Regions from separate parts of the Homo sapiens genome. Here region 1 is linked to region 2. Evidence: read pairs that join two places in POLR2A ChIA-PET (ENCODE). Cell type or tissue: Panc1. All regions are shown on one strand. Each heading gives the region's core, and the rest is flanking DNA. Links, peaks and the distances in the headings are about the cores only.

Region 1 (7,872 bases), core at 3,653-6,152, 350 kb before region 2:
GGTGGTATGGGCCTGCCTTCCCAGCTACTCAGGACGCTGAGGTGGGAAGATTGCTTGAGCTCGGGATTTCAAGGCTGCAGTGAGCCCTGATCATGCCACTGCATTCTAACCTGGGCAACACAGCAAGACCCCGACTTAAAAAATAAATAATAATAATAATGAAGTAGTCTGCTATCAGTGGACAAGATCATTCTGGCCATTAGAAAATATACTTCTACCTCTTGTAAATCCAAAGATTGGTATTGATAGGTCATTCTTGGGCATCATATCCCCTAAGCTTGATGAACTGAGTTCTCTGACAACATGGAAGTTGTTTATTATAATAATCTCCACACTTGCAGGCCAAATCCTAAGTTGCCATGGCCCCACCAGATGCTGCTCTCCCATGCAGCCTACCTGAGCAGCCAACTGCCTTCTTTCTTTGACATTTCATTGGCTGTATCCGCCATATTGCTGCAAGATTCTGCAGGGCAGGAGGAGGAGAGAACCTTCCCCAGTGGAGTCTTTATGGAGACTTCTAGGTGAAACCTTTCTTTCCAAAAGAGCCAGAAGTGAACCCCTCACTTCTCTGAAGCCTATCACAATTGTTGGATGTTCCACTCATTGGCAGGGTCCTGTGCTGCCAGTCACCTTTCTGTGTGGGTGGATGTCCTATATTTCTAACATAGTTTGGTTAGAAAGTCAGAAACTTGCCTGGTGCCTCATACATGGTTCAAATCCAATCATTACTTGGAAATTTACTTGACAAATAACCGTGTCCTAGGTTTCTCTTGCTCCCTGATCCCAAGCAAAATTTTTCCATTTCCGGAAGACAGGACTAACTGGTTGACTTGTCCTGTCCCAGTTTATCCCAAGCCAACCTCGCGTAAATTAACTGCCAAGAACATCTCCCATGAGGAAGGTGCTTTAGCCATGGCATAGCAGGGACTGGGGTAGTGCTCCTCAGAATGGATGGCCCCTGCTTCATCCTGGCTCAGGCTCCTTGGCCAATGAGTGGCATGTTCCTTTGATATGAAAGATAGAATGTCCTGTTTCACTGAAATAACATAAAGGAATGTGGGAAGGTTCTGAAAATGCCCAAGGTGACAGTGGGCAAATGCCAATGAGTCTCTCAGTGAGTATGCAACCACAGAGTAAAACACACCCACATTCCTGCAAATACAGTGTGTCCTGGGGGAGCAGGCCACCATGATTTCCCTCACTGACTCAATAGCTGCAGATTCCCCGTGACTCTCCATGCAAATGCTCATTCGCTTTGTGGAAAAGCCCATCCTCATGGGCAGATGGGTCTGTGACCCCACTGTTCACTGTTTCTTTTTATTTTATGTAGTAGACTTCTTGCTATATTTCTGCCTTCTGATGAATGATCACTCTGCATCTGGATACCTTTTCTCCCCACTTTACATTTTTATTGTTCCAAGTCTTCTCATTCGTCTGCTTCATATTGATTTTTTTCTATTGATTCTGCTCACTAAAATCATTCTTATAAAATATACATACTGATAAAATACATGCACTTATCTCCTTGTGTACATGTACAGATAGCCTAGCTCTAGAAGGAAATAGAAGAATCTGGTATTATCTGCTGTCTCTGGGGAAAAGGACTGTATGGCTGGAGGAGGAAGGTTTGGGAGTGAAGCAGCTGAGTTACCAATTTATGGAGGGGCCGTTCCCATCATAGTCTATGGGTGGGTGCCTCTGCAGCTGTTCAGTGCCTGGGTGGAAAGGAAACTTTTAATGGTATACTTTTGCAACTTATACTTCTATACACTGTAGATGACTTAGCTATTCAAACACTTGCATTAAAAATGTAAAAATTCATATTGGCTTTCAAACAGCAAACACTCAGACAAAATTAGACTTGGGATTCCCTTCCTTTTGAGCTCTGAAAAATTCTCTTGAGGCATTTTAATAGACTCCTTGATTTTTCTGCCCAAGGTCTTAAAAAAAATTTTTTTTTAAGAGACGGGGTCTCACTTTGTTGCCCAGGCTGGTCTTGAACTCCTGGCCTCAAGTGATCCTCCAGTCTTAGCCTCTGCCTAAGGTCTTTGGATGCTCCTGTCAGACTTCACCCAGGCTTTTTCTTTGGGCATACAGTTTTATGACCTAGGCTTGTATCATCAGGAAAATAAATACAAGCCACAGTAAAAACTCAGACTGTGAGGAACTGCCCTGCAGGTATTCACTCAGCAAACTGCTTCAAGTGTCTCTTCTGTGTCTGCACTATGCTGGGTGCCAGGAGGACAATGTCTTATAAACCAAAAACTAGGTTCAAGGAACTCACCATCTAGTGAAAGAAACTGACAACCAGATGTCGTGCAAAACATTTTAGGAGCTACTAGAGGAATATTGAACTGGTTGGTTGATTTACTGAACATGAGAGAACAAAAAGCAGAACTACATTTCCTTGACTAACATCAGAAACTATTTTCTTTCAAAATGTTCTTTTTTTGTGTGTTTTTATTTAATCATTAAAATGTCAGTTAAAACAACATGAAAAGGATGAAGGACTATCTTTGGATGTGAAGGATGAGAGAAAAAGTTTCCCCTTTCCCAACCAGTGCCACAGCCTTCCCTACCAGTGGGTTCTGTAGAACAGAGGAAGAATTTGGGGACTTGCAAAATTAGGCTGACCTTCAATTAACTGCATTAAGAAAGCCAGTAAGTATAAGTCCAAAAATGAACTGCAGTTAACCTTGAAATAAAGAAGAATCGGTTAGAAAGATTCATAGTAATTACAGAATTACACACTGCAAATATGATTAATCCAGTTTCTCCATTCCAGCCCTCCGAGTTTCTCCCTGGCTTCTTCCCCAGTGCTGAGAGGGCACTCTGGCGTGTCAAGGGTGAGCCCTGTAGATTTTGGCAATGTAAAGTCCTTCCCCGGGGCCCTAATGTAGTTGAGTTGCTTAAAAGCTGCTTTCAGGGTAAATGAAAAGTCCAGTCCTATTTGTACCACTGTAGAACCACACAATATCAAAGTGCAAATCATGCCCCAGCCCTCAGACAGAATCAGTCCCCCTTCCTCTCAACTCCCACAGACTATGCCCACACCCTCGAGGGAGCTTCCTCATGGGGTATTGCATAATCTAACCTCCCACAACACTGGGATCTCCTTGAAGCCAGGGACCATTTCCTAAACCTTTCTGCGTTGTCACTATCTTATACAATCACCAGTACTTAACATTTGTAAGTGATGGATTTTCAAATTGCTATAATTTGCTAGTCTTAAGAGAATTTTGTTCTGTTCTTTTACAATAAATAGTAGATAAAACTGCCTGGAATGTGGATATGAGGCTGGAGGAGGAGCAGCCATATTGGAACAATGAGGCAACAATGCTTCCTACCATGTATGGTCAAGAGGTAGAGGGAGATTGTCAGTGTGGAGCTCCTGTACCCACTTGGTGCTGGTCTTCTTGTTATTTGAGAAAATGAATCCTTTACTTGGTTAAGAAAATGTATTCAGAGTTCTGTGGCTTGCAGCGAAACACAATCCTTATCTGATATATAGAGCAAATCAAATGTCAATTCCTCTACCTGACTGTCAAAGTTCTCCATAATCAAGTCCAACTCTGTTCCCCTTCTCTCTAAAATCCTGTCAACTGCAGTCAGATCAGACTTTCACAATTAGCTACAAGAGGCATAATAATTCCTTCCTCGTTGCCTTTGTTTAGACTGATTGGCCATCCAGAAATGTTCTTTTCATTGACCCATTCCATTCTTCCCGGCTGAACTTAAGTTCAGCTTCTTCCCGGAAACCTTTGCTCCCTACTCAGTTATCTGTCTCTTGTTTCAAATCCTATGACATTAAACCCACTGATCCCCGGGTTAAATGTATGTTTTCCCCCTATATTGCACTCTGATTATTTTGTGTTTAGGTTTAGTGCTTAACCAGTGCTTAAGCTCCCTGCAGCCTAGGATTCATACTCTCTTCTGTCATTGCACCTTGCACTGTACTGGTCACCATGAAGATACTCAGTAGATATCCCTTGCTTGGTTGTGATCCTCTTACTATGCATTGCTATATCTGCCTTTGAAAAGAGGTTTGTCTGTGGCTTGAAGAGCACATGTGAATTTAGGTTGTATCTCCATCTGGCAAATTAATGTTGCCATTGGTTGCCAGTTCAGAATCAGAATGAATTAATTTGCCATGTGGAGAAATTTGCAGCAGCAAACATTATCATTATGGCTTATTTATTGCTGTGAGCACTATGTTGAATTTGCACATTGTTTAAAGAGCATTTGTTGGTACTGGAGATGAACCTTTAACCTCTTAAATCTATGTCTTTGGCCTCAAGAAGATGAGATCAGGAGTTTCTGACACTGTCTCAGAAGCACCACAAAGGCCAATTAAAAGGCTCAGAACTCTCAGGCTCCTGCACGGAGCTGGGGCAGCTAAGCCATCCTGAAAGTCTCCTTGGAGGGCTGTGGTTCTCCACTGCACACAAAGGAGAAAGGACAGGGGAGGGGGGAAAATGCCACTGTTGATTAAATCTGTGAGGGTTTAAGTATTCTTCCACTACATTGAAATAATCACAGGACTTATATCTTGGACAGGTTTGTATCTCTCTTTTGGGACTTAAACTGTGAAAATAAAAAAGGACATCAGAGTAAGGGAGGGAAAGTCCAAATTCAGAAAGGAAGGTTACTGTAATTTTTCAGTTTTCTATGTTAATTTTTTTAATAAGATTTCATCACATTCATAACCTTGCTTTCTTTTTCTTTGTCTCAAATGTACACCCATGCACACACACACACACACACACACAGACACACACACAAGCCATGTAAAGTAATCCAAGTTGCTTATTCTTTGTGTGTGCATTACATTAACAAAATAGGGGGTTCCCTTCAAAGATATAGTTCCCTTAGCAACCTTACTGGAATTTCCTTCTCTGTATGGAATCCTCCACATCTTTAACCACAGAATCCACTTACTATTTGGAATTCTAAGTCTGCCTTATTGAATAATAATTCCTAATTTAGGAATTACAATGACTCTTTATTTGGCATTTTAATCTCAATTTTTAAAAATTTAATTAGAAAGAAAGGAGGGGTAGCATAAAAGAATTGTTTCTCTTGAACTTTTCTGTCCAGGGTACAGATCTTGGGACAAACACCCACAGAAGCCTTTATAAAAGCCTATGAGGTGCTTTGGGAGCTTCTTTGAGGAGGCTCAATGTTGCTTACTGAGAACTCCACCCTGGAGTCTTGAGAAGAAAGGCCAGAGTTACCATCTTTGCTCTGACATGCAGGAGCTTATGAGCAGCAATCCTGAAGCCCGCAGCCTGAAGACCTTCCTGTAGGGCTCAGGGACCCAAAAGTGAGCAGAAAGCTGCCTTCACAGACTGGTCCCTGATGTATTTACTGCCCAACACAAGGAAGGCCCATGGTGGGTGGGAGAGAAGGGGGTCTTCTGCAAAGATCTTCCTTCTAAGGGAAGATGAAATGCCTTCCCTTAGAGGCTTGCTACCTCACTGGAGGAAACTCACTAAAGATCATAGGACCATAGATTTTCTAAGCTGGAAGGAACCTAAAAGGACTACAGAGGTAAGCCGCACTAAATTCTCTTAAACTTTCAGAGGCTTGGTTTCCACATTTATGAAACTCAACTGGTAATGCCTACCTTAGCAATTCATTCAATGAGACCATTATCTTGCAGAGGGCCTGTACAGAATAAGTGAGTTTTGATCTGCTTTTAGTACTATCAATATACAAGTCAGAAAACTGTATTCAATAGATGATGCTGATAATAGGATATCATGTTGGAGTGAGGTAGTCAAAGGAGTTCTGCTATTGATTTAATAGTAGGTAAAAGACAAAAAGACTGGAGCATTCTGAAACCAAATCACTGAGGGTAAGACATGCCCTCTAAGGTGGCTTCCAGCAACAGTGGTTGATTTGGGCTGATCTGCCCAATCAGAGGCTCTCATTGTCCATCAGCCCGTAAAATCTGGCCTCGGGGAACACGGTGACACCATGCCGTCATGAACAAGGAGCAGGATCTGTCTGACTGCAGCCCTGTTGTAGCACTGAGCTCACCACGTGTAAAGAAGCAAAGTATGACCCCATAACAATGATGCCCTGACCACTCTAAAGTTACAAATCTCTGCATCCCTGGCTGTCTCTTTCACAGCCTCAAGTTTTATTTTCCTGGTAGCACCATAAAAAAATTTCTTGGTCATTCATATGTTTATTATCTGACTTGCCCCACTAGATCCTAAGTTTCATAAGACCAGGTACCTGGCCTGTGTTCACTGTTGTATGTCTCTAGAAGAATGGCTGGTACATGGTAGGTCAGCACACGAGAATCACTTTGGAAGTTTTAAACATACAATGCCCCCTCCCTTAAAAAATGCAAACCTAGGCTCTTTCTTAGACCAAAATCACCTCAGGATCTCTTGGGTGGGAGTCAGGCATCGATGTTTTTTAAGAGCTCTGTATTGTAGGTGATTCTCATGGCCATCCTAGGCTGAAAAGTACTGTAGGGAGTACTCAGTGAATCTCTGTTCGATGTAAATGGAAGTCTCTACAATAAGGGAAGTGTGAATGGACATGGTGAGTGGGTGAGCATGGCAGCAGAGACATTCTGCTGGAAAAAGCCCTATGACTTGCAGTCATCCCTCCCTTTCCACCACCCACCCAGGATACTAATGGTGGGGTGTTGGAGGTGTGGAGAAAATTTTTCTGTATGTCAAGATTGAGTTGATGAGGCACAGCCATGGCAATGGCCATCTGGGGTCCAGGTAATCACAAAGGAAAAGTCCTGAACAGGTTATGCTCTCCCCTGGCAGCAGTGGGGAGTGCTCACAGGTGCACCATTTGTATGCATGTGAGCCCTGAGCGGAAGACTTCTCTCCATCCCACATCAAGACCCTGCCCAGCCACTTGGTGAGAAGCTGGGTTGGAGATACGGCTACCACCATAGGGATGGCTCTTCTAACCCACAAAGCTTAACAATGAGGAAGAGGGCAGGATGCTTTCTCTCTGCATGACTATGATACTTCTGAAAGGTCGGGCTGTGGGATTTTTTTTTTTCACTTCTGTCTTGGAAATCACCTCCATATGCTGGTTGGACTTCAGGATACAATTTCTTTACATTGAGAAAGCATTTCCCACCATATAGAGGAGACAAAGTGGAACTGCTGGTTTTTCAACTCCCTTAATGGCTTTCAATGCCATTTGTCAAAAGGTTGGTTTTCTTTACAATATTAAAAAAATTTCTAACAACAAACAACTAAATGCAAAATCTTCCCTTGTACTTTGATTGATGGTTCACACCTTTTGGAATATCTAGCTCATATTTTTAGAAATAAGCAGCTGGTACTCTTGACATTTAATTTTAACAAAATGCCTCATTCAATTCCTTCTTTCCCAGAGAGGGTACACAGAATATTGGAAAATATCCAGTGGCACTGATCCAAGCGTCTACATTAAGTGTGGAGGAATGGGAGGATATGCTTTTAATGTCCTGGAAGTTGAGCTAATGGCATTGAAATGGCTGATCTTAAGAAAACATGATTGTGACAAGGAAGGATGACTATTCTAGCTGCTATTGATATCTGCAGGAGAGACCTTTAAAACTGAGGGTGACCAAATAGGTTTCTGTTCCTGGGTTAGTGTTTTACCCAAAGAGCTTTGCTGCAAATCAACAATTCTGGTAACAATAATGATAGCTATTATTAACTGAGGACTCACCACATGCAAGTCTTTTATATGGAGTCTATGGTTTAATCAGTACAATTATCCCTATTTTATAGGTAAGGAATTTGAGGCACAACGAATATAAATGACTTATCTACGGTCACATAACCTGGAAGTAAGGGATCAGACCGTAAATATTTTCAGCTTTCTGAGGCACACAGTCTCTGT
Region 2 (7,872 bases), core at 3,058-5,557:
TCAAAGAAACTGATGAGGTTTTCAAAAACAATGGCGAACAATGCCATCCTCAAAGAGGAAGGATCAGAAACAGTGAAATTCCCCTGGAGGTTGAGGATTTTTCTTAGTTGACCCTATTCAGCCATTGCCATGGTAAATCTGTTGAGTGTTGGCAGGTGAAGGAGTCTTCTGGGTTGTACAAGGGATGAGCTTCACAATGGAAGACAGATGTTTGCAAGAGTGGTGCCTTAATCCGTATTGTGTTGCTGTAAAAGAATACCTGAGACTGGGTCATTTATAAAGAGAAGAGGTTTATTATTTAGCTCACGGTTCTGCAGGCTGGGAAGTATAAGAAGCAAGGCGCCGCCATCTGGTCAGCTTGTTGTGCTGCATCATAACCTGCTAGAGAAGGTCAAAGGGGAAGCCACCCCAGGCAAAGAGGGGGAAATCTGAGGGAAGGGCCTGGCTTTCTAACAACTCACCCTCAGGGAACTAAATCATGTCCACCAGATCATGATCAGATTTCAACATGAATTTTGATGGAGACAGACACACCATATTCAAACCACAGCAAGTGGTAACTGATTTGTAGTTGTATGCGTGGATGTTAGTTAGGAGAGGTTTTCAAAAGCAAGTTTGATTGGGTTGCTTTGAAGGGTCCTTTGAAGTACTGTAAGTTGCTGTAGTAAGTAGGAATATTAGAGTTCTAGAGTCTGAATGGTCAAATGAGATATTGAAATGGGAAATAGGGAGGTGGATTTGTCCTGGAATTTTCTGGAGTAGATAGAATACATATAGGAATAGTGGCTACATCTTAATCCAAAAAGACACTCCATGCCAGAGCGAATATTACAACTCAGTACTGAAAAAAAGCTGATAACCGTGAGACCATAAAGTTGGGATTGATATATGCCTTTTTAATGGTTAAATTTTTAAAACAAAGCAAAACTTTTCAATGTAGTGTAGAGAACAGGCGCTTTGGAGCCACACTATTTGGATTCAGATTTTGGCACCTTCTGTAATTATCTGTGTGACCTTGGGCAAGTTATTTAATCTCACTTTTTCATCTTATGTTATGAGGATTAAATGAGTTAATACACTAAGCTCTTAAAACTGGGCCTGACATGTATTAACTTTTCTATAAATAATAACTGCTGTTATCATCAATGTCATTATCACTGTTAATTATTTCAGAAAACTATAGAAAACCATAAAATAAAAATTACAAATATCAGTACTACGTAGTAACTACTGTAAGCCCTTTTGCGCATTTCCTTCCAATGTTTTTTTCTGAGTTTATTGGATTTTTTTCACAGTTGAGACTTTACTATGTGAGTAATTTTGTATTCTCACCATAAGCATTTTCTTATGCTACTTAATTATTTTGTCACCATATTTAATGTTTGCATGTTTGTGTGGATTTCTCATTATTAAACAGTTTCTAATTTTTTTGCAGTTATAAGAAACACTGCAATGAACATCCTCATACAAAAATCAATTTCTGCATTCTGGATTATTTAGAGTCCCCAAAGCAAAAATACTGAGTCAAAGTAAACATCCAAAGCTCATGGTCCATACTGCAAATTGCTTTTACTTAAGGGAATTTAATAATGAACTTATTAATATAATAAATTGAGACTACACAGTATTGTTCCTGTTGCTTTGGGATTGGAGGAATAGAGAGTGGATTAACGTTTTCCTTGTAATGTACTAGACATCATTTGTAGGCATTTAACATACATTGTCACTTTCATGTACATTTTTCTCATTTATTATGTTGGCTCTGTGTTATACATGGAAGTTACTTCTATTTTACTGATGAGAAAACAAAGTGTAAATAGGTAAGTACTTTGTCCAAGGGCTCAGAGCGTTCGAGCCTGAATCTGAATCTAGATCTGCTTGACTGCAAAGCTCATCATGCTGTTTTATTTGTATACTTTTATATCATATACATATTCAGAATTTTATACTATAACTAACTATAGATCACAGACCACATTTTTAAGATAGCTAAACTGAGCTGGGAATAATGAATGGGTAAGTTGCAAAGTTAAACAAGACAGGGCTTAACTTTCCACATTTTAGAAAAAGAAAATCTTTACCTGGATGAGATATAATTGGTAACAACTATATAAAACCGGGTTCTAAAGTGAATGCACCAAATATCTGTGGGTGCAATTCTTAATGATCTTAACACAAATAGGTGAGAGAAAACCAAAGAAATCTCAAATTTGATTAAATTTGGGGAATAAGAGAAATGAAAAGGCCCGTAAGTGCTAAAATTGAAATATACGTTTAGTAAAACTCCTGGTAAAGTAAATGAAGGTTTTACTGGGGAAACAAGCAAAAAAATATGTGTTTCACATAAGGAGAATAGAACTGCCTACAAGGTGTAGGAAGTTAAATTTATACTGAAAATTAGAGAAAAATTCATATTTGAGTTGCATTTTATAGATGACTCCGAAGCCATTAGTAAAATAATTTATTAGTGGAGCCCCTTTATCCTAGATGCATATGTTTCTACCACAAATGAAAAAGTTAATGCTAGGAAGGATAAGATTCCACCACTTTTGTTTTTACTAAGAAAGGAATTAAGGAAGAGAAGTATTTCAGCAAATCATGAATATACTAAATAAATGCAAATAAATTATTAGGAATAGGTGGTATCCAACAAGATTTTAAAGATAAGAATATAAAAGTACAGAACTATTGATTATTATGCTACCATTTGAAATTGTGTTTTTGAAAAATATTTAATGAAATTAAATATATATTTTGACTGGAGCATAGCAGAACTAGGAAATGATGAGAGAGCTAGCAAACCATGAAGGACTTTTGTGCCATTTATTAGTGCTGGGATTATCTCTTGTCGAGAGATTTACATACTAGTGGAGAAAGAGATATGTAAATAAACAAGTTCAATAAGTGTATTTACAGCTTTTGTGATATAAATCTGTAAAAACACCAAGAAAGGCCAGTAATAGATTCGTTGAATAGATTAGGGGGAATGTCTGGAGCATTTTGGGAACTAGGAACAGCATTTCAGTGAGTGTGTCAGTAAACATAAAGATCTGCTGTGTTCTTGGAACTCTTAAGCGGTTCAGGGGCCCTGAAAGGTATATAGCAGGGGTCCACAAACTTTCTGTAAAGGGCCAGGTAGCAAATATTTTCTGCTTTGTGGGCCATACCATCTCTACCACTGTAGTGCAAAAACAGTTATGAAACCAATGGTATGGCCAGATTTGACTAAGGTCTTAATTAGACAAACTCTAATATATAGTAGAGAGGGATGTTGAAGAGAGAGAACCTACTGAGCCTTATGTCACCCTATCATGAGCCATTGAAAGATATGAAACGAATCTAGAAGATTGATTTGTATGAATCATTAAGAGCAGAATAAAATAGATTTTTAAAGCACTCTACATCGATTTAAAAGGGAAAACAACTCAGTTTTTTAAGTGGGCAAGTTCCACAGAAGAGGAAATATGGCTAGCAGGTAAACATGGAATAATGATTTACCTCACCAGCAGAAAAATGCAAAGTAAAGCAGTGACTTTTTTTTTTTTCTCATTATACTGGCCAAAGAGAAAAAAGTTTTGTTAGTATGTATTGAGAAGGTTGTAGGGATAACATTGAATATATCGGTACGGCTATTTTAAAGTAAAAATATCTTTGACCCAGCAGTTTCCATTTCTTAGAGAAACACGTGAGTATATCAGGAGTCATGTGTGCTAGGATTAGTCCTTGTTAGTAACCACAGAAACTCCAGACTTCCTGTTCACATTTTGTCTCTGGCATTCCATTCATAAAAAGTTCTACACTTTTTTTTTTTTTTTTTTTGGAGATGGAGTCTCGCTCTGTTGCCCAGGCTGGAGTGCAGTGGCATGATTTCGGCTCACTGCAACCTCTGCCTCCTGGGTTCAAGCAATTCTCCTGCCTCAGCCTCCCGAGTAGCTGGTACTACAGGCACACATCGCCATGCCCAGCTGATTTTTTGTATTTTAGTAGAGATGGGGTTTCACTGTGCTGTGCAGGCGTGTCTCCAACTTCTGACCTCAGGCAATCCGCCCACCTTGGCTTCCCAAAGTGCTGGGATTACAGGTGTGAGCCACTGCGCCCGGCCTGGCCTGGGTCTACACTTTTTTTTTTTTTTTTTTTTTTTTGGAGACACAGTCTAGCTCTCTTGTCCAGGCTGGAGTGGGGTCTATGCTTTTTCTTAAACCTCTTCTCAACTTTTCATACCCTTCTACTGTACTTTGTGAAATTAACTATCCATCATCTGCAAAATCCAGTCTGAACCATTCTTAGATGTTGCTTTCACTTTCTTGCTGTAATGGAAACCGGACTCTCTTCCACTGTGCAGTTGTGGCTGTTTTTGTTTGTTTGCTCCGTAACTTTCCTCCCACTGTTTCTAGAGGTGGGAAAGATATCTGTCATGAGTCTTCTTACTTCTTTCAGACTATGCTTCCTCCTTTCTCCCTATAATCTTCAGTTTTGAATTATGTCATAAAGGCCCACTGTCCCACTCTCCAGTCTTTATATTGAAATTGATAAGAATGTACATAACTGATCCACCCAAACCCTGGCCTCTCACTTCCTAGACCTCTCTTCCAGTGCTCTTCCCATCTATGCTATATCAGCCACTCATTCCACAGTGATACCCTCGTGCACTGTCAATAACTGCAGTCCCTCCATAGTTGCCATTTCATGTGTTCTGCTCTGTTACCGCTTCTTCCTATTTTTGCAGCTCACTCCTAGTGCCTCAGCCCTAACCATCTTCTGACCCCAATGGAATCTCCAACCCATTGATCCTATTACTGCTCCCCTGCCCCTTACCCTCTTGATGTTTTCACTCCCTTTTATGTGGAATTTACTCATCTAAATTTCATGATTAATCAGTTTAATTACTTCTTTGGATCCCTTTCCTTGCTCTTTGCTTGTTTGGCAAAACCAGAGCTCTAGTTAAAACAAACTCTGGGGTTTTTTTTGCACTTGCCCCTATGTAACTGAGCATGGCCAGAAAAAAAACCACACAACCACACATGGCCACAAACCTTAAGTGGGTCTGTAATGCTGCCTGATGGTTGTACTGTATTTTCCTAGTCTGCTTACTCTTCCACTCCTCTAAATGACTATTTCATATCTTATTTTCCCCAAACCTTCTATATCTCTTTTCCCATCCTCACCTTCAGCTCATGACCTTGCTTCCCACTTTGCTGAGAAAATTGAAGTAATCAGAACTTCCATAGATTGCCACCACTCCACATACCTCTGGCACTCTATTTATGAAAGGGTCTGCGCAGCATCTGCTCAGTACATGGCTGTCTTCCTGCCTGTTACCTTAGATTAACTGTTCATATTCTTGTCTGCCTTTGTACTAGGCCCCATTCTCTCTCATCTGCTCAAGGACTTTGCTTCAGGTTCTCTTCTTCCACATCATCAATTTTGTTCTTTTTATTGAATCATTTCTATCAGCAAACAGATATGCTATTATTTCTCCCCTCTTAGGAAAAAATCTTGTCCCACTTCACCACATTACCCCAATTTTTTGTTTCCTTTGGGAGCAGTATTTCTCAAAATAGTTGTCTGTACTTGCTATTGCCAAGTTCTCTCCTCTAGTACTCTGTTAAACCCACTCTAGTGAGGTCTTTGTCTGCACCACTCCCACAGAAACAGCTCCTCTGGTTCTTCAGTAGCCCCCATATTGTTAAATGCCCTGTGTTATTGATTCTCATCCTATGTGACCTGTCAGCAGCATTTGACACAGCTGTTTGCTTCCCTTAGCCTTGAAACCATTTCTTCTTTGCCTTCGAGGACGTCACACGTTCCTGGTTATCTGCTGTCTCAGTGCTGGTCCTTGTAATTCTCCTTTTCCTTTATTTTCACTGACCTCTTAATGTTGGAGAGCCCCAAGTCTTAATTGTTTGTTTATTTGTTTCTATCTATGCTCACTTTATTGGTAATCTCATTTAGTCTCATGGCTTGAAATACCATGTAAATATCAACAATACCCAAATTTAGATCTTTAGCCCCCTCCTCAATTCCAGTCTTACATGTGCAACTACCTATTCAACATCTCCCCTAAATGTTTAATAATAGACATCAAAGTCAGCATATCCAAAACTAAACTCCTAAACTTTCTCCCCAATGCCTGCTTTACCCACAGACTCTCCCATTTCTGTCAGTGGCAACTCCGTCCTCCTGTAGCTCAGACCAAAATCTTGGCCTTATTTTTTTACTTCACTTTTTCTTTTACTCTTCAGATCTGTTCTTTCAGGACAATCTGTTTTCTGTATCGTCAAAATACATCGAAAATCCTATCATGCCTCACTGCTTCCTCCACTGCCACCACCCTTGTCCAAGCCACTACCATCACATCTTGTTGGATTACTGAAATAGGTTACTACCTGGTCTGCCCCTTCTGCCCTATCCCCTTCCAACAGTATTTTCTCAATACAGTAGCCAGAATAAACCTTTCGCAAATTAAGACAGTCCCTGTCACTTCTCCTGCAATGGCTCCTGTTACGATCTGAATGTATGTGTCCTCCCAAACTGTTGAAATCCTAACTCCCAAGGTATTAGGAAATGGGAGTGGAGTCCTCATGAATAGGATTGGTGCCCTTAAAAAGTCCTAGAGGCCAGGTGCGGTGGCTTATGTCCGTAATCCCAGCACTTTGGGAGGCTGAGGTGGGCGGATCATGAGGTCAGGAGATCGAGACCATCCTGGCTAAAACCGTGAAACCCTGTCTCTACTAAAAATACAAAAAATTAGCCGGGCGTGGTGGCACGTGCCTGTAGTCCCAGCTACTCGGGAGGCTGAGGCAGGAGAATCGCTTGAACCCAGGAGGCGGAAGTTGCAGTGAGCTGAGGTCACGCCACTGCACTCCAGCCTGGGTGACAGGGTGAGACTCTGTCTCAAAACAAAACAAAACTCTAGAGAGATCCCTTGCCCTTTGTCTCTTGAGGACACAGCAAGAAGTCTGTGAGCTAGAAAGCAGCCCTCACCAGATACTGAATATGCCTTGCTCTTGGACTTCCCATCCTACAGAATGGTAAGCAATCAATTTCTGTCATTTATAAGCTATCTCATTTATGGTATTTTGTTATAGCAACCCGAATGGACTAAGACATTCCCTTTCATTCACTCAGAGAAAAGCTGGTCCTGTGAGGCTCTACATGATCTGCCCAATCCACTCCACTTTCTCCTTACCTTCCTGACCTCATTTACTGTTACCACTGTTCTCCCCTTACTCACTGGCCTGCTTGCTATGTCTGTCCTGTTCCTACTTTAGGACTCTTGCTGGCTCCACTCTCTGAAATGTACTTCTTCCACATATCTGCTTGGCTCAATGGACTTACCTCCCAGTCTTTGCTCAGATCTTACCATCTATGAATACCCTGTTTAATACTATATTCTATCCTGCCCTTCCCCACCCACTCTTATCCTGGACTCCTTTTTATTTTTTGCATAGCACATACAACCTTCTAACATACTATATTAGGGGTCAGCAAGCCACAGCTCCATGAGCTTCTGCCCTGTTTTTGTACATCCTATAAGCAAAAGAATGGTTTTTACATTTTTAAACGGTTATGAAACAAAGCAAAAAATACGTGACATATATATGTGGCCTGCAAAGCCTAAAATATTTACTCTCTGTCCCTTTTCAAAAAAAGTTTACACTATGTATTTTATTCTGTTTATTGTCCTCCTCCTCCTGCAAGAATACAAGCTCCAAGAGGGCAAGATCTTTGTTTTATTTTTTGCTGTATCTGCAAGATACAGATACAGAGCCTAGAATGTAGTAGACACTTAGTAAGTATTTGTTAAATGAATTGTTCGTGATGGTGCAAAATGGTAATTATGTTAAATGTTCACCAATAGACCTATATATC

Evidence for each region. Peaks named below come from ENCODE experiments on the same cell type or tissue, not always from the same donor. Only the 100,000 strongest peaks of a DNase experiment are listed, where the experiment ranks them.
Region 1: POLR2A ChIA-PET joins it to region 2 with 10 read pairs; 3 of 35 experiments call an interaction of 5 or more read pairs at or near these places.

What each region holds. Positions count from the first base shown.
Region 1 is chr5:72,469,908-72,477,779 of GRCh38, forward strand. The region is part of intron 1 of ZNF366 (zinc finger protein 366); the gene reads right to left. Among named protein-coding and RNA genes, the nearest start is that of ZNF366, 34 kb to the right of the region's middle. In Panc1, for the core only: no CTCF peak of the experiment used is centred there; no DNase peak of the experiment used is centred there.
Region 2 is chr5:72,818,791-72,826,662 of GRCh38, forward strand. All of the region lies in intron 1 of TNPO1 (transportin 1), which reads left to right. Among named protein-coding and RNA genes, the nearest start is that of TNPO1, 6.1 kb to the left of the region's middle. In Panc1, for the core only: no CTCF peak of the experiment used is centred there; no DNase peak of the experiment used is centred there; H3K27ac peaks cover 570 bases.